Linked DNA regions of Homo sapiens: region 2 is linked to region 1. A link is a loop called in an ENCODE intact Hi-C map of the cell type or tissue named here. Cell type or tissue: IMR-90. All regions are shown on one strand. Each heading gives the region's core, and the rest is flanking DNA. Links, peaks and the distances in the headings are about the cores only. Region 1 overlaps WDR27 (WD repeat domain 27). Region 2 overlaps WDR27 (WD repeat domain 27).

Region 1 (9,648 bases), core at 2,338-4,837:
GTGACTAAATAGAAAACAATGGAGAATGTATTTCCTGAGAAAGATCCATCAGAAAGCAATGCCTAGTTGGAATCTCAGAAGTTCCCTAAAGACAGCAGGAGTAAGGTTTTAGTCACCCTCCTTTAATGGGTCATCTATTCCCTGTGCTCAGAAACAGAAAAGGCAGAGAGGCAAGAGGGAATGAGCAGAGATCCCACATTGGGCACCACCAGCAATGGAGCTGCAAACACAGGCAGAGCCCCCAAGGAAGGAGCTGTGTTCACAGAACCATGCAGGCACCGGCCTGTGATCCCATCTGCTGCAGTGATGAGCATGTGCTTCACCCCAAAACTCTCAAGGAAGGTGACAATCTCACAAGCAACCATGCATCACCAACTGGTAATGGTTCTCAAGAAGGTAAGCCTGTGTGTGTGTGTGTGTGTGTGTGTGCACATGTGCACGTGTATGCATACATGTGCCTGTGTGCATGTGTATTCTGCCTAACTGCCCTAACTAGAACATCCAATACAATGATGAACAGAAGTGGTGAGAATGAACATCCTTGTTTTTCCTCATCTTGGGGAAAGCACCCAGCCGAAAACCATTAAGACTGCTGCTAGTCACAGGGTTCACAGGTGGCTTTATTAGGTTAAGGAAGCCCCCTTCCATTTGCTGCTGTTGCTGTTGCTAAGTGTTTGTATCACGGATGGTTGTTACATTTTGTCAAATCATTTTCCTGTGTATGTGATATGATTGTGTGGTTTTGTTTTGCTGATGTGATGCATTACATGTGCTAATTTGCATTTGTTAAACCAACCTTGCATTCCGGGGACGAATCCCACTTGCTGATGGTGTGTAATCCTTTTCATAGATTGCTAGATTTTATTTGCTAGTAATTTGTTGGAGATTTTTGTATTTCTATTCACAGAAAACATTGGTCTTGGTTTTCTAATTTTTTTGATGTTTTTAATCTGGTTTTGGACTCAGGGTAATACTCATCTCACAGAGTGATGTATTCTCTCCTCTTCTATCTATTGGAAGAGTTTGTGAAGAATTCATATTAATTCCCTTTTAAGAGTCTGGTAGGAATAACCAGTGAAGCCATCTTATCCTTGGCTTTTCTTTGTGGGAAGTTTTTTTTATTATTATTACTAAGTTAATCTCTTTACTTGTTATAGATCTAGTTCAATGTTCTACTTATTCTTGAATCAATTTCAGTAACTCATGTCTTTCTAGGAATTTGTCCATTTAATCTAAATTATCTAATTTATTGTAATATAGTAGTTAAAATATTCATTTATAATTTTTAAAATCTCTATAAAGTTGGTGGTAATGGTCTCTCTTTTGTTCCTGATTTTAGTAATTTGAGTCTTCTCTTTTTTTTTCTTGGTCAGCTCTAGCTCTTATTCTTTGCTTCCCTGCTTTAGGAATTTCATATATTCAACATCTGGATATACTAATTTGTTAGCTAGGTAAAACATGAACTTATTTATACTTAAGAACATGTTAGTATGAAAAATACCTATGGATATCTATTAAATTCTTCTGTGAATTATTTAAGGTATAATTTTACAAAAAAAAAAACTTGTCTAGAAAATAAAATACCAAATCATTCAAAGGCAAACTTCTAATACTACAAGGCTACCATGGCATAGTGCAAAAACAGCACCAATCCAGGATTCAAGAAGACCTCTATGATGCTAGCTCTGCTATGAACAAGCACGTAATTTTCAATTAGTCACTTATTTTCTTTTGGCTAAAAATGGAATCAGGTGGTCTTTAGGGCCCATCTGGTATGAAGATCCTTTCATTGTTTGATACCTAACAGTAGAGTAAACAACTACATTTAGATCACCTAAGAAGCATCAGAGCACCTAAGGAACATCAGATAAAAATCTATTCAGATCCAAATAATAAATACAGCTTGCTTGACATGTCAGGGCCGATTTTCCCTTTCCACAGTTTTACGACTCAAAACTGTATTAGATTTTCTTGGATCTGACAATCAAAAGGTATTGGAGCCACACAGGAATACCATGAAGGATTTCAAACTCAAATTCAGCAACGAGGAAAAAATAGGTTAACCTATTATAAGTCCTTTTTTCTTTCTTTCTTTTATAATCTAACATAAATCATGAAAATCCAAAGGCAAAATTAAAAGGCAATAAAATATGTTCCAGTAGTTCACCTTATCCTGGGAAGGGCTTACTAACTGTTGCCCAGATGTACTTAATGCAGCTTAAAACGACCATGTCGTTTAACTTAACCATGTGCATCTGCCTGTCCAAGACCACCCCAGCTTAGGAAAGCTCCACTTTCATAAAGTATGTGGACCACAGAACTTGGTAAGTCAGACAAGAGCAACAAAGGAGGTTCAAGATGAAGGTTAGAGAGTACAGGTTTCTCACCAGATCTGTACACACTGTAAATGATAAACAAGAGCAATTATTGTTTAGCTCTGACACCCAGTGTATTCACTTCAGAGTAATGTTTCCAGCAGAAAATACCAGGGCCAATCCACTGTTCCAGACTTTGTCTCCATTAAATCCAATACTGTTCCCACATACTTTAATTTAAAGGAATTAAAACCAATAACTACACACAAGGCTGAGAGATCACTTTACAGAAGCAAATCCAGAAGTTGCCAGCATGCCTGTAAGATTTCATTTCTGGAAAGCATTAAATTATCCTCTGTGCCAACAGAAAAAAATAGGCTCAAAAGGAATAAAAATGAAGTACTGGGCTAATAGTTCAAAAAAGCATAAGGTTTTCTGCGGTTTATAACTTGAGGACTTTTTCCTTTTAAGATTCCCTTCAGGTAGAGCTTTCAAAAATACAATCATAAGCCTTATATAAGGACCACATCTGATATGAGCCTTGCATAACAGCAAGGACACCCCACTTTCCTCAAGTTCAGTCCATGTGCATCACCAGAGCTACACTTTCACTCCACCAGCTACAGTGAAGTCATTAAATATTTGCAAGGCCACATTTTCCAAATTAGGTCCATTATTTTTATGAACCTCAATTCTAACAAATGCTGTAATAATCCTAAGTTTATTTCTAGATGTCTGAATCTCCCACTTAAAGTGCAGAACTAATGAAACTGGTCTTATTCTGACACGGATTGCTTATAAATGAAACAAAAAAACTACAAAAGAAAACCATGGCTCTGCCAACCCTTGCACAAATGTGTGATCATGCTCACTCACACAACAAATATTCACCAAATGCTCTTTAAGCCAAGAAGTTTTCTAGGCTCTGGGATTAGGCAGCTGGGCTCACAAAAGTGATCAGATGTTAAGTCAGACACAAACCAGAAATCTCACCTAGGACCCAGCTTTTCCAATCATTAGAGGGATACAGCCACCAAGAGGCACAAGAAAAGCAGGAAGAGGTTAAGACATCGTGTGTGGGTCTCCAGGTCTTCCCTTCCCTCTTAGTCTCTGGGTAAGGTACGTGGTTTAGTTCACATAGGGACAGGGATGTAGGTTATGAAACATCTCCATTTAATACTTCAAATAGCTGTCTGGTTCTCTACAGAGCCATGACTCATGGATCCATAGACCACAAATTTATTTACCATGCAATCCTAACCCAGAGAAATCCTGCTAAAACCAGAACATAGATAAGGGCTCTTTTCATAGCAAACATCATGACTCTATTTACCAGGAGGCCTATTATCCTCATATAACAGAGACGCGTGTAGGTCACCTGTCTTCTTTCTTTTTCTTCAAGTGCCCCTTGGTATTCCTAGTGGTTGAGAGGGAGGAATCGCAGGCCAGCTGCCTCCCAGACATTATACAATACAGGCAAGATCTCTCTTCTTACGTAGCTTATGCTCTTCAGGGAGGAGCATCCAATAAGGAAATATATGAATAGACAAGACAATTTTAGAGATTTGTGTGCTGTGATGAACATAGAATAGGGTGATGTGATAGGGAATGAGTAAGAGGGCTGCTTTAAATTGGGTGGTCAGAGAAGGACTCTCTGAAGGTATGATTTAGGACCTGAGATCTGAAAGACAAGAAGTCATTCATAAGAAAATCTCTGCAAAACCATCCTAGTCAGGAAGAATAGCACATGCCAAACTCCCAAAGTGGAAGAGCTTGGTGTAAAATAGAAATGATTGAGAAGCAGAAAAATTGCCTACAATGTTGGAGAGTATCAGATGGGGGAGAGTGGATGGAGGGTGGAATGTGAGCAAGGACCAGATGATGGGAGGTCACTGATGTGATGGGCGTGGGCTTCGATCTTATTCTGGGTAGAATGAACCACCATGGGGGTAGTGCCAGAAGAATCACTTGATCTGACCTGTGTCTTAGGCCATCTGGCTGTGGGTGTAGAAGAGGCAGTAATGGACATGGGGGGAAGCCAGAGTATTCTGAAGCAGCCCAGCTGTTAAGAGACGGTGGTCTGGACAAAAGCCGGGGGAAATGGCAAGAAATAGAAGGGTTTGGGTTATGTATTAAAGTAATGACCAGGAGTGTGAAAATCATATCTCAATAAAGTTGTTTAAAAATATATGGCCAAGAGTCCCTGATTTTTGTAGATATCACTATATATTGAAGCATTTACAGACAAAATGATGGGATGCCAAAGATTTTCTTCAAAATAAATTGGGTGTGTATGTGTGGTGGGGGTGGGGAGAGATGGAGCAAGATAAGCCGTGAGCTGACAACTGGGGCAGCTAGGCTAGCCACAGTTGGGTGTGTGGAAATTATATTAACATTGAATATATGTTTAAAATTTCCATAATAAAGTGTTCAAATTTGAACATTAAGTCTGGCAGGATCCTGATGGTCACAGGGTGGTGAAACACCTTGTGTGTAGTTTAGTCAATCACTAACCTTACACACATTCTCTGTAACATCTCCAGATGATCCTTCAGTCTGCTTAGAGTAGCATGAAACTTCTTTTCAACAGCCTGTACTCTTATGTCATTTAATCTGAAGAAAGTGCTTTGTCACACTGAGCGAAAATCAATCTCTCTGAAACTTCCAACCGTGCGACATAGTTCAATAACATGGAAGCAAAGCAAATGGTTGGACTCCTCCCATAAGGTCACTCTTAAGAACGGATATCCCACCTTTCACAAGCTAAAATGAAATTCTTTAAGTCACTCCTGAAACCAGAAATAGATATTTTCCTTCGAAATAGTTATTTTCCTACTCTTCCTCTCCTTTTTTTCATTCCAGGAAAACTCATCTCCCTCTAGGACCTTGCAATTTCAGTTAAGGTCTCCCTTTTCACTGGTTTATTTATATAGGCCTGCAACATAGTCAAGCCTCCACATACTGGAATACACACACACACACACACACACACACACACACAAACACACTTATATATATATATGTGCATGTATATATACAAACACTAACCATATGCAGTAATATGAAGATTTTTTGTTCTTCAGTACACATAGTAAATGACATTTTGTAATCATGACATTACTCCTATGATACAATCCCATGAAATACACACATTACAGACTACCAAATAAATGTGTAGGCCATATAGTTTCTCGCACTTACCCTGTTCTATCTTAATTAAGGAAACATAGCTCAGCATAAGAAAGATTTTATTTTGAAGACAAATTTGAATCTCCTCTAATTTATTAGAATGAGTTGACATTCTAGTCCCTTATCATTAATAAGCAATAGCTTAGGGTGTAATTCACAACTGGGTGGATGCACACTGTCCTTTCATGGTTTACATGCCTTCCATTTTGTACTAACAGTGTACAAAGCTTTGGAGTTGTTTCCGTCGCACAGCCCCCTGGTCTTCTGACAGCCTCACCACAGTGTCCCAGTCCCTTCTGTCCACTGCCTATAAGAACTGGACCTCCACATCCTTCATTGAGGGATCTCCCCCATCGCCCCAACCCGCTGGGAAGCAACTTGGCCATCACTTGTCCACAGTTAATTGGACAAAGGATAAGCAACTGACCCAGCCAAAATATTCCATTTCATGTTGACAGGAAATAGTGATTCCAGATAAAGCTCTGGCAGTCAGCCGTCTCTGTCAGTGTTTCATTTTGCCTACTGCCCCAAATGCCTCACTTCCTTCTTGCTCCGTGTATCATGTTAGACATCCACCACCATCCCTTACTTAAAAAAAACAAAACAAAACTTATCAAATAACATGATTCACATCTGAATCTAAGCAGTTCAGAGAACTTATACCCCAAATCAACAGTCTTTCATCCCAGCCCTCCCCACTCACAAGCCTGTTCCAAGGAGGCAATGTCAGTGCTAAGACTGACGATGCTGGGTGCTGTTCCTGATCAAAACCAGTTTGTGTCCTGTCCACAGGTGGGGGTGAAGGAATTTAAAACCCCCAGCTTGTGTCTGCTGGCTCCCTCCTGTGAAAGAAGAGAGGTTACCTCAGCCACAGTAAGCCCTGGGAAACACAATAACCCCTGTGGACTTCACATTCCCAGGGCTATACAATGATATTATGATTCTTACTATTTTCTTCTGTTAACCTACATAGACTCCTCTCTCTGAAAAATGAGTCCATCAGCAATGCTACCTCCCGACATCAGGCCTACCCACCTTCACTTCTCACATTTTAACCAAATTTTAACCAAATTTTGAATGGCCATAGCCGTTAACATTTAGGTGGTTTTCTATAGCTACAACCAGGTTTTCTATCCTTTCCTATGGATGGTATAAAGAAATTCAAAATCATTAATCATAATTTTCTTTCTTTTGCTTGTGTAAAATTATTCATCATGCAGTCAAGAACATACTAGGATTGCTGTTCCTTCTCTATGGCCCCTAGAATGACTATTTAGGTAACAAAAGCAAAACATTCCTCACACCCAACTGAAATGCACTCTTGCCCCACACCACATAACTTGCTTATGATCACGATGCTTAAAATTATATTGACTTCTTTCACATTGAAATCATATATTCTTTTGTTTTCTTAAACTTATTTTTCTTTCATTTATTAATGAAAAATACTTCTGTCATATCTGGAAGATTTTCTATCTTCTCAGTATTGCTCTTATTGAATAGAATCTTTTTTTTTTTTTCTTTAGAGGGAGTCTGGCTCTGTCACCCAGGCTGGAGTGCAGTGGCGAGATCTCGGCTCACTGCAAACTCTGCCTCCCGAGTTCAAGCAATTCTCCTGCCTCAGCCTCCTGAGTAGCTGGGATTACAGGCAGACGCCACCATGCCCAGCTAATTTTTGTATTTTTAGTAGAGACAGGGTTTCACCATTTTTTGGTCAGGCTAGTCTCAAACTCCTGACCTCATGATCCTCCCACCTTGGCCTCCCAAAGTGCTGGTATTACAGGCATGAGACACCGCGCCTGGCCTGAATAGAATCTCTTTTTACCCCGAGATCTTCTCAAAATTTTCTGTCCACCTGCATGAACCTGGACCTGGTATTTTCTAACCCTGAGACATAGCTGAGGCCTGAGATTTCCCTCCATCACTCTCCTGGGTTAGATTAGTTATTTCCTGGATTCTGTGCCTTCTCTGTTCTCAGAACCCTCATTTTATTGGTGTATCTGCTCAAGTAAACTCTCCAGGGGGAGTGCCTTGGACATGAACACCATTTCTCTGCATCACTGAAGAAATCTTTATTCTAGCCTTCAATTTAATTGGTTGTTTTCTATCTGAAATAAGCCTCCCTCGGAATTTACAATAAATTGCAAGGTGAACAAGGAAAAGCAGACTCAAATAAAAATGTAATAAGGACCATTAAGGAAAGGCAAGAAAAAAAAAAACCCTAAAATAGAAATGAGGTTAAAAAGACATAAAAAGGACAAGGAAAACAGTAAAATGAATGACAGGCCAAGAAGAAATAACATACACAAAACCAGAGTCTCTGAAGAAAGTAAAAATAAACAGTAGAACAAACCAATATTTAAAACTATAAGAAAAACTTCCAGATTCATAAAAAAGGACACAAATCTATATCCTGACCCACAACGATCTACTCTGAGCTGTGTATCAGTGAAACAATCAGACTTCATTGATAATTCTCTATGGGGATCAATGAGCTGCAGAGGAATCTGACTGCATCAAGCACAGCACACAGCACAGGGCAGCACCGCTGTCAGACATGTCAATAAGAAAACGTGTGCTGAGAATTGCAGAACCAGCCAGCCTGGCCTTCAGGCACGAGGCCATAGAAAAGTAGCTTTAACCTGCAGGAACTTGGGTGTTCTCTAACCACGAACTCTTTTTGAGAGATCTAATAGAAGAAAAGCTTGGTCTAACTGACAGATGACTAGAAAATTTTCAGCAAAAGGACTGATGGTCCCGGTAACCCCTACAAGTTGCAACCATAAGCAAATCTGGTAAACGGAAAAGAAAAAAGTACTTAATGAATTTTATACTCTATCCAAGAAGTAGGCATAAGTTAAGCAAAATATCTTGAGACTTAAAAAATTCTAATGTAATAAATAATGATGATAAATCTTAACATGGTCACTTAATAAAGATTAATTATTTTCTTAATGAATGACTATTTCTAGGTGTTCTCCTCCTCTAGACAAATAGGGAACAAAATTTTATATTAAGGGAACAATTTCATGATTTCTGAAGACAAACTGTTGTTACATAGGTCCACTGCTCCTGCTTCAAACTCTTCATAGGAAAGGGGTATAGATTTTAGACATTTGCAGAAATCCTGAGGATGACACTTTCATACTATACTGTCTAGCTCATAATTTATTTTTAAAGGTGAGTTTAAGGAGGTAAAAATGTATATGCAAAAATGCCGAATTTTATCAACGAATCATCAGATTGGTAGTTAAAAGTTTAATGATAAATAGGATATTTATATCAAAGTATGTAGCCAAAAACCACTTATTAATTTTATAAAGAAAAATATTGACTTTATAATAGGGAAATCTGATAAGCAGTATCTTAGCCAGTTATTAAATTAAACAAAGTAATTGCAACAAACCAACATCATTTAACTACTGATAAAAGTACAACTTTGTTTCTGTGGCATTCCTGACCAAAAAAATATCTAATTATAAGAAAATATCAAAAAAGTCAAATGAGGAAATTTTACAAAGGAATTGACTTGTACTTTTTTAAAATGTCAAGGTCAAGAAAGACAGAAAGGCTTAGAATTTATTCCAAGAGACTAAGACAAAATAACTAAATGAAATGCATCATCCTGAAGAGGAAAATGGTGACAAAGCATTTTTAAATGTTAAAATTGGAAGTGAACTGTAGAGTAGATAAATAGATAATAGTCTTGTATTAATGTTACATTTCCTGACTTCGGTAATTGTCCTCTATTTATGTAAGGGGATGTCCCAGGTCTTAGGGAATGCATACTAAAGTGTTTAGGCATAAAGGGAATCATATTTCAACTAACTCTCAAGCAGTTTGGAAACTAAATTTATAATATATACACAATCTAATAAAAATATTATGCAAGCCATATGTATAATCTTAAATTTTCCAGTAGCCATATTTTAAATAAAGTAATTTAATTTTGATATTTGAGTTAATTCATTACATGAAAATATTTCAATACATAATCAAGATAAAAGTTATTATTGAGAAAACGTATCTTTTGTACTATGGCTTCAAAATCTCAAATGTATTTTAGACTTACAGAGCATCTCAGCATGGACTAACCAGAGTGAAGGTGCTAATCAGCTACATGTAAGAAGAATGAGAAGGAAGG
Region 2 (9,648 bases), core at 3,326-5,825, 51 kb after region 1:
GTAGGAGATAGGTACATACACTATGCTTTGCTTCCTACTCATCAGCTTAGAATTTGAGCAATTCAAATACTTAGATTTTTTATAGCTGTTGATAAATAAGTTCCTCTTTAATTGTGTGTGTGTGTGTGTATATATACATATATATATATATATGTATATATACACACACACACACACACACACACACACATAAAATTCTGGATATATATCCAGAATTGCCATCAAATAGTTTATTTTGGAGACAAAATCTGTTATCAGATACCATTCTGATGGAATTGAGAGATGAGATAATCATTAAGTAACAAAGTGTATCAACAAATATTTTCTGAAAGCCTACTAGTAATAAAGAGCAACGTCACATTGCAGCAGGAGGAAGGTGTCAAAGACAATTCCTTTTTCCCGCAAAAACCTACTATTTTTAAAAAATGAAGCGTATTGTGTATATTTGAAGTTTGCAATATGATTTTATGGGATCCATGCCTACAGATATGAAGATAATAGTACTAGTTACTGTGGAGAGGTGGACTCTCATATCTATCATCTCACATCGCTACTTGTATTTGTGACAAGAACAGCTAAAATCTATGTAGTTCAGGAAAATCCCTAATACACCATGGTTTTACTAACTTGAGCACTCATGTTGCACGTTAGATACCTGGACTTCTCCATCCTCGCAGCTGCTGTTTCGTATCCTTTGACCCACATCTCCCCCTCCCCGCCTATGTCTACCCTGTTAACCACACTTCCTTCCATCATCTATCTTGTGTCTTTGAGCTCTTGTTAAGATACAGATTTCACACAGAAGTGAGATCCTGCAGTCTTTTTCTTTTTGTGTCTGGTTTATTTCACTTAACATAATGTCCTCCAGGTCCATCCACACTGTGGCAAATGGCAGGCTATACCGTTGTGTGTACATGTGTGTACAGACATAGGCACACACACTCCTATATCATATTTTTTATTAATTTGTTCATTGATGAGCTTTTAGGTTGTTTCTATAGCTTGGCTGTTGTGACTAATGCTAATGAACATGGGAGGGCAGGTGACTTTAAGTGGTGCTGATTGCCTCTCCTTTGAGCATATACCAGAAGGACTGCTGGGTCATACTATAGTTCTACTGTCACTGTTCTCTATACTGTTTTCCAGATGGCTGCACCAACCTACATTCCCACCAACAGTGCACAGGGTTCCCTTGTTTCACACCCTCACAACATTTGCTATCTCTTGTCTTTTTGATAACAGCCATCCTTACAGGTATGAGGTGCTAGCTCAGTGGTTTCAATTTGCATTTCCCTTATGATTAGTGATGTGGAGCACCTTTTCGTATAGCTTTTTGGCCATTTTTATATTGTCTTTGGAGAAATGTCTATCCAGGTCCTTTACTCATTTTTTAATCAGGTCATTTGTTTTTCTGCTATTGAGTTGCAAGAGTTCTTTATAAATTTTGGATATTAAACCCTTATCAGGTATGTGGTTTGCAAATAATTTTTCCCAGTCCATAGGTTGCTTTTTCACTTAAGAAAAATAAAGTTGGAGGCATCACACTTGATTTAAGATTATATTACAAAGCTATAATAACTAAAACAATGTGGTACTGCCAAAAAACACAAACACAGACCAATTAGACAGAGTATAGAGCTCAGAAATAAATCTAAATGTATATGGACAACTAATTTTCAATAAGGCCATCAAGAGGACACAATGAGGAAAGGATAATCTCTTTAATAAATGGTGTTAGGAAAACTGGATTTCTGCACACAAAAGAATGAAATTGGACCTTTATTTTACCATACATAAAAATCAACTCAAAATGGATGAAAGGCCTAAAATCATAAAACTCCTAGAAGAGAACATAGTGGAAAAGCACCTCAATATTGACCTTGGCAATAATATTTTGAACGTCAGAAGAAAAGCTCAGGCTACAAAAGTAAATAAATGGGACTGCATCAAACTAAAGAGCTTCGGCTCAGCAAATAAAATAATCACCTAAAAGAACTATTTTAATGTAAGAATGAGTCCTTCAGATGTAGGCCTTCCCAATGATTCTGTCAATGACTAAGCAGGTTTTGAAGTAAAGTCTACAAATAAATGTCTGATATACAGTCGACCCTTGAGCAACATGGTGGCTAGAGGTGCTGGCCCTCCAAGCAGTCAAAAATCCACATGAAGCTTTTGACTCTCCAAAAACTTTACTCATAACCTACTGTTGACCAGAATCCTTACCAATAACATAAACAATCAATTACCATATATTTCATATGCTATATGTATTAATACTTTATTCTTACAATACAGTAAGCTAAAGAAAAGAAAATGATATTTAAAAAATTATAAGGAAGAGAAAATATATTCACTATTCACTGAGTGGCATCATAGAGGACTTCATCCTCATTGACTTCATGTTGAGTGGGCTGGGGAGGAGGAGTAGCAGGGGTTGGTTTTGCCGTCTCAGCGGTGGCCGAGGCAGAAGAGGTGGAGGAGGTGGAAGGGGAGGCAGCAGAGGCAGGCTCACTCGGTGTAACTTTACAGAAATACGTCGTATTTTCTGCCTGACATTTTTGCTTTTTCATTTCTCTAAACATTTTTCCATATGGTACCAATCCTTCTCCTACCATTTGCTTTCGTTTCAGTGCCTATATCATAGAAGGATCCGTGTCGTGAAAGACATCAAAAGCATTGAGTCATCAGAACCCTTCTTCCAGATTGTTTAATGTCAATTTGTTTCCTGGCACTGCTTCTTCCATGTCTTCTTCCTCACTGTCTGGCATTGGTTTGAAGCACTCCTCTGGTGTGGTGTCTGTTAGCTCTTGAATTTCTCCAAGATCCATAGCTTGAAACCATTTTTGCCATATCCACGATCTCTTTCATGATTTCCTTGATTGGCCCTGTCATAAATCCCGTGAGGTCATGCACAACTCTGGACAGTTCTCTCCAGTGGGAATTGTTTCAGGGTTGATGGCCCGCATGGCTTTTCCTATAACAGTAATGGCCTCTTCAATGGTGCAATCTTTCCAGATTTTCATGATGCTCTCTCTATCAAAGTTATCTTCCATAGCATTGACAACCCTTTCCATAGGGTTCCATGTGTAATGACCCTCTGATCTAGAGGCTGGATGACAGATGTTTGGGGGCAAGACCACTTTGACGCCTTTGGTGTTAAACTCATTGGGTTCTGGGTGGCCAGGGGCATTGTCCAATATCAAAAGAACTTTAAAAGGCAGTCATGGCCGGGCACGGTGGCTCACGCCTGTAATCCCAGCACTTTGGGAGGCCAAGGTGGGCGGATCATGAGATCGAGGCCATCCTTGCCAACATGGTGAAACCCCGTCTCTACTAAAAATTCAAAAATTAGCTGGGCGTGGTGGCACGTGCCTGTAATCACAGCTACTCAGGAGGCTGAGGCAGGAGAATTGCTTGAACCCAGGAGGCAGTGGTTGCAGTGGGCTGAGATTGCACTACTGCACTCCAGCCTGGCGACACAGCTAGACTCTGTCTCAAAAAAAAAAAAAAAAAAAAAAAAAAAGGCAGTCGCTTCCTGACTTCAGGGACAAAGTATCAATGGAACCAATCCAGGAAAACGTTCTCACTGTCCTGCTTTCTTGGTGAACAATGAAAAGATTGGCAGGTGGTGTTTTTTTCCCTCCAAGGCTCAGTTTTATGGATAAGGACAGCCCCGATCACAAGCTCAGCTGCATTTGCACAAACCAGTAGAGTTGACCTATCCCTTCCTGCCTTAAGTCTGGTGTTCCTTCTCTTCCTTACCAATAAATGTCCTTTGTGGCATGTTTTTCCCTAAGAATTGGGCACTTACATCTGCACTAAAAACCTGTTCAGGAAGATATCCTTTCTCCTCAAGGATTTTCTTTTTTTTTTTTTTTTTTTTTAAAGACAGCATCTTGCTCTGTCGCCCAGGCTGGAGTGCAGTGGTGCAATCTCAGCTCACTACAACCTCCACCTCCTGGGCTCAAGCGATTCTCCTGCCTCAGTCTCTCAAGTAGTTTGGATTACAGGTGCCTAGCACCACACGCGGCTAGTTTTTGTATTTTTAATAGAGACGGGGTTTCACCATGTTAGCCAGGCTGGTCTCGAACTCTTGACCTCAGGTGATCCACCCGCCTTGGCCTCCCAAAGTGCTGGGATTACAGGTGTGAGCCACTGCGCCCGGCCCTCAATGATTTCCTTAATGATGTCTGGGAACTCAGCTGCTGCCTCTTGGTCAGCAGAAGCTGCTTCTCCTGTTATCTTGAACTTTTTAAGCCAAACCTCTTCTAAAATTATCAAGCCATCCTTCACCTTCCCTTTGCTTTGTCAGATAATGACTTCACTTTTTCTTGAATCATATTAGAATCTACAGTATGCCTTTCTCATAACAATCCTGTACCCACATAAAAGCTGCATTTGCAATGAGATTAAAAAGGATTTAACAAAACGTGCAAGGTTTTCGTGCCTGCTGGCATAGCTGCAGCCATGTCTCCATGAGTTTCCTTTTCTTTTTTTACACTATTTCTTACACTGGATTCATTTATCCTGAAATGGCAGCGACTGCCAGTCTATGGTACATACCAAGCAATTCAGCTTTTTCTGTAAAGCCGTGGCTTTCCCTGCTTCTTGGGAGAAGGTTCAGCATCTCCAGGGGCACTTCCTATGGGCCCCATGGTGTAATTCAAGGTTTACAGTATTGCATTAAACACAATGAAAAATACACGAGAGCTATAAGAGACCGCCTTTTACGGTAACACACAATTTACTGGAGAGACGAACAGCTCATGCAGAGGCGATGAGCATCACACAGCATTTTAAGGGATACTTGTAACTCCTGAGCTCACCACAACAGCAAGAGCAGGGGTGATGAAATGAGGACAGGAGTGCTGGAGGGACTACAGTTGAGTTTATGAAGTGATGATTTCATACAGCATTTCTGCATTTGTTTATATTTCTCTTGACTGAGAATGTGCATACATTCTAATAAATTTTAACTTTTTAAAAAGATGTGTGTATATTTTATGATAGTCAAGGATAAAACAGACTAGTATCTACATATAGTTTATGCATTCATGACATATGTTTTTAATTTTCTTATACTTTTAGGCTATGTGGTTCATCTGTGAGTTTTTTCAAGTTGTTGAAAATCTCCAAAAATGTTAATATATTTGTTGAAAAAAAATCATGTATAAGTGGACCCGTGCATTTCAAACCCATGTTGTTCAAGGGTCAGCTGAATTTTTAAGGAAAGTGGAGAAATCAAATGTCTACATTTTATTTTCTTCTGCCACAAGCACATGCTTATTTGAAAAGTATTCCCGTGCAGTTGCTGCTGTAAGGGGTGGCGTGGGGCCTGGGAATGTGCACTCCTAACAGGTTCCCAGGTCAGGCTGCTGCTGCTGGTCCAGGGCACCCCACTTTGGGAACCACTGGGTGAGGGTAACCCTAACATTTACACAGTGTGTCACTATTTACAAAACACAACTGTTACATAAACCATTTACAATAACGGACCAAGGTGCATCCATATTTTATTGAAATCTCCATTTTTTTATTGAGGAAACCATGACAGGTAGAGAGCACTTTGCCAGGACAGCCACGGAGCCTCAGTGCTGAGATTCCAAACTGATTTTTCTGACTAAGGTTTTGCTATTTATTTCACTAGGCTGCCAAAGACAACTCCCATTCACACATGGTTTAGGGCATCCTCAAATTCCCTCTAATCTCACAGGTGTTTCCAAAACCATCTTTGCTTATTTTGCTATTTTTAATTCAGGACTGATTTAATATCAAAGGGTTTCTGAGGATCCACTCTTCAGAACTCCTGTCTGCCTGCTGTTTAGATTAAATGGATAAGGGAAATTATAATGACTGAGTCTCTTTTCCATCCATTATTTCCAATGATAAAATACAGAGGTTAACAGCAGCAAGTACTTTCTGGACACTGACCTTTTGCCAGGCACTGATAAGAATTTTACATAAATTTTCTCGTGTAACCCTCTCAACAGCACTATGAAGAAAACACTTATTGCCCCAATTCTATAGACAAGGAAGCCAGGCTGAGGGCAGGCAGCCTTCCAAGGCCACTCACCTCTTGAAAAGCGCTTCCTGAGATCAGCTGGCTCCCATTTGCATGAAACCTCAAAACACACACTGAATGACATAATACAGTGGCAGGAGGTGAGGTAAAACGTATCCAGGAAAGGCCTTTTGTTTCCTCAGTGAGAATGAAATTAAATGAAACATCTTTTGGTCCAGGGGATTCTTGGGGTACATGAATTTTCTGATCATGACAACTTTACATGTGACACAGCAATTGGAAGCCCAAATATCAATATTTTAGTAGATAGGCAGGTTTCTTATGCTGTGATCCTACACAGTGTCATAAATACAGAAGGACAATAAGCCTCTTGTATGACACAGAGCGATGGTAATGAACAGCTCTGCAAATGATTCAATGTAACCACAATCCATGTGTGAAAGAAACATTTTAATTAGAGGTACTCACTGGATTCATGAAGCACTTCACCCACCACAGAGAAACGAGCTGTGGCTAAGACATACTCAGAAAACAAACAGAGTTGGAAATAAAACCTATGCGGGTAAATCTTATGCCAGAACCAAATCAAGGGAAGCAATATTTTTCAGGCAAAAGATGAGGATGTGGCATAAATCTGTGGGTGCTGGAATAACGCTTGACTGCTCAAAAATGTTTTTACAAAAATTGTAAGGGACTGAATGTACTACTGAAGAAGAGAAGTGTTTTGGAAACAGGACTACACCGATTCATTACAACTATTTTGTAACTCTGTTGAGCCACATCTGTGAGAATGAAGTTTCTTTCATTTTTCCTTTCACAGAGTACCTAACGTGACCTTCATTTCCCTTTACCCAAATTAACCCCACAGCAGAAAGGAGACAAAGAATTACAAACAGAAGTGAGTGTTGCACTCCTGAAACTTGACAATGGTAGTGATATTTTCCACAGGGGAATCAACTATCATATTATGCTCACTTATTTTGCTTTTGAAAATAATTCCAGAAATGATATTTTCTGAATATTCTGCACATTTCTTCAGATACTGAATTTTTAGTTTATAAAAAAGTAAACTATTCTCAGAAGACCAAAACGTGCAAGATTTAAAACAAAGTCACACTAAGACAGAAGCCTTGCCTCCTTACAGCAAGAGGCAGAGGCTCTGTTAGAGAATTCCTGATGGTGGCACGCAGGGCCACCTGGCCGCCCGCCACACCAGCCATGGGAGGCGAATGGCACCATCTCATCAGGCTGCAAGGCTGACGCACAATCTCCAACTCTTGTCAACCTCCATCAAGGTCTGGCAAAATAAATATGGCACACACAGTAATAAACCCCACCCTTTTCTCTGGCACTTCCTCTTGTAAAGACGTAGCAGAACAGGGCACTGGTGTGGTACCACCCACCGGTCTAACCAGTGGACAGTGGTAAATACCTGAGGCAGCAGTAACTTTTTAAGGCCTGGGATAATATGCCATTCTGTGTCTACGCTCCATGTTCCTTATCCATTCCCCTGAGACGGACATTTAGGGTACTTCCACACTGTGGATACTGTGAAGAGTGCTGCAATGGCCATGGAAGCGCAGGTATCTCTTCCATATACGGATTTCAATTCTTTTGGACAAATACCCAGGAGTGAGATTGCTGGATCATGTGGATTCTACTTTTTGCTCTTTGAGGAAACAACACACATTTTCCGCAGTGGCTACCTCATTTTGCATTCCCACCGACTGTGCGGGAGCTCCCCTTTCTCCACATCCTCATCATCACCTGTCTTTCTGATATTCTAACAGGTGTGAGGTGGTGTCTCAATATGGTTTTGACTTGCATTTCCCTGATGATTGGTGATGTGAGCCCTTTTTTCCTGTACCCATTGGCCATCTGTATGTGTTCTTAAGCAAAATGTCTATTATTCAAGCTTCCTTTGGGCCATGATCTTCATCTGATAATTTCACCTACTGATGACATTTGCCTAAGTCAATTACTCCATCTGAGATTGAAGAGGGTGATTTTCTAATTCTGCCATTCATCCATTCTACTTGTCTGCAATTCTCTAAGAAATAACTTTCCCTTACCAAGTAGGGTATTTGGTTTACTTAAAATACAGTCCGAACAGGAAAGGCAGACAAATGTTTAATTATTTTCCTTTATAAGACACACTTCTGACTAAGGGACAGGTGCCCTAGTTACCTCCAAATGGGGACCAATGACATTTTATGTTTTTGTTTTTAGCTATAGCTTTTTGGGGGGAGCATTATCAAAAATGATGAGGGTTTAGATATACAATGTTGAAGTCAATCACAGTCATTACTCTTTGGATGGTCAGCTAGCCCTCCGCTGGCCAACAGAATACGGCACAGGTGTGGTGCTGCCCGCTGGTCTAACCAGCAGACAGTAGTGCATGCCTAAGGCAGCAGCAGCTTTAAGGCCTTGGGAATTGGCTGTTGCCTGTGGCCTTGTTATATGACTCCATTACCCTTTGATTTCTTTTCTCTTTGGCACAAGATGTCCCTGGCTCATCTTGTAAGTCTTCTGCCACAGACCTGGAACCAGCTCTCCACCCAGGGAGTTCTGGCTTCTATTAGTGGGGAACGGCATTTAGAGGTTGCAAAGAGGGTACTAAGGGTGATGGCTGGAATGTCACTGCTTCCAAGCACCTTCCGTGGCAGGAGCTAAGAAATACTGGTATTCGTGCACCAGTTGCACATGGTTTTAATTCGAAAGGCTTTCCAACAGAGGTTAACGGCTGACAGGGCAAGTTCTCCTCATCATCATGTTCTTTTTTCCGGGGGTATTTGGACCATTGTTACTTGTTTATTCTCCCAAGTAACTTTCAGTCTAACAGTACAGCTACAGAAAAACCTACTGGCATTTTGTTGTTGTTGTTGTTGGGGGAGTGTTAAATCTACACATTACCTACAGAGAACTGCCTTCTTTAGGAAACTAAATCTTCCTATCCAAGAACAAGTTAGGATTTTGCGTTTGTCCAGGTCTACACTTCTGGGGGAAAAAAATGTTCTTAATGCAGGTTTTGCAGAAATCTTGTTAATACCGGAATGGTTTATCCTTTTTGAGGCTATTCTCAATGAGTTCTCCTCTTCCACTATAACTTTTCAGAGGTTATTTTTTATATCTATAAAGACCATTGAATTCCATATATTAGTTTAAATACTACTACTAATCTTTCACTTAATTATTTTATTGTTCATATTGGCCACTAATTATCTTGGGTTTTCCAGATATGCAATCTTGTCACCTATGAATAATTTTAGCTGTTCTTTTCAGTGGTAATATCTGTTAAGTTGTCCTGTCTAATTTCAAGAGAAATACCTCCAATACCCTGTAAAATAGTCATGGAATTAATGAACATTCTGGCTCTGTTCCCAACCACAGAATGCCTCTAAAGTTTTCTCAGTAAGATGTCAGCTTTTGGGCTGAGATAAGCATTTTATCATTTGAAAGAGGCATTCATGGATTCCTCTTTTACCGGGTGTTTTAGCAGAAATGAATCCAGAATTTTATTGAAGCATCCAGGAACATGGTTATAAGAGTCCTCTTTTTGTATCAGTTAATATTATGAGGGAATTATTAGTGGATTTATTGATAGTGAATCATGCTTGCATTCTACG

Evidence for each region. A loop is a pair of places that touch in the nucleus more often than their neighbours do. Peaks named below come from ENCODE experiments on the same cell type or tissue, not always from the same donor. Only the 100,000 strongest peaks of a DNase experiment are listed, where the experiment ranks them.
Region 2: a loop joins it to region 1, with 2.3 times the contacts of the local background. A loop is called at or near these places in 2 of 110 quality-filtered maps.

What each region holds. Positions count from the first base shown.
Region 1 is chr6:169,533,421-169,543,068 of GRCh38, forward strand. All of the region lies in intron 25 of WDR27 (WD repeat domain 27), which reads right to left. Among named protein-coding and RNA genes, the nearest start is that of LINC02519, 150 kb to the left of the region's middle. In IMR-90, for the core only: no CTCF peak of the experiment used is centred there; DNase peaks (open chromatin) are centred at 3,221 and 3,541; H3K27ac peaks cover 437 bases.
Region 2 is chr6:169,583,352-169,592,999 of GRCh38, forward strand. All of the region lies in intron 23 of WDR27 (WD repeat domain 27), which reads right to left. Among named protein-coding and RNA genes, the nearest start is that of WDR27, 110 kb to the right of the region's middle. RefSeq lists a silencer at 6,369-6,538. In IMR-90, for the core only: no CTCF peak of the experiment used is centred there; a DNase peak (open chromatin) is centred at 4,850.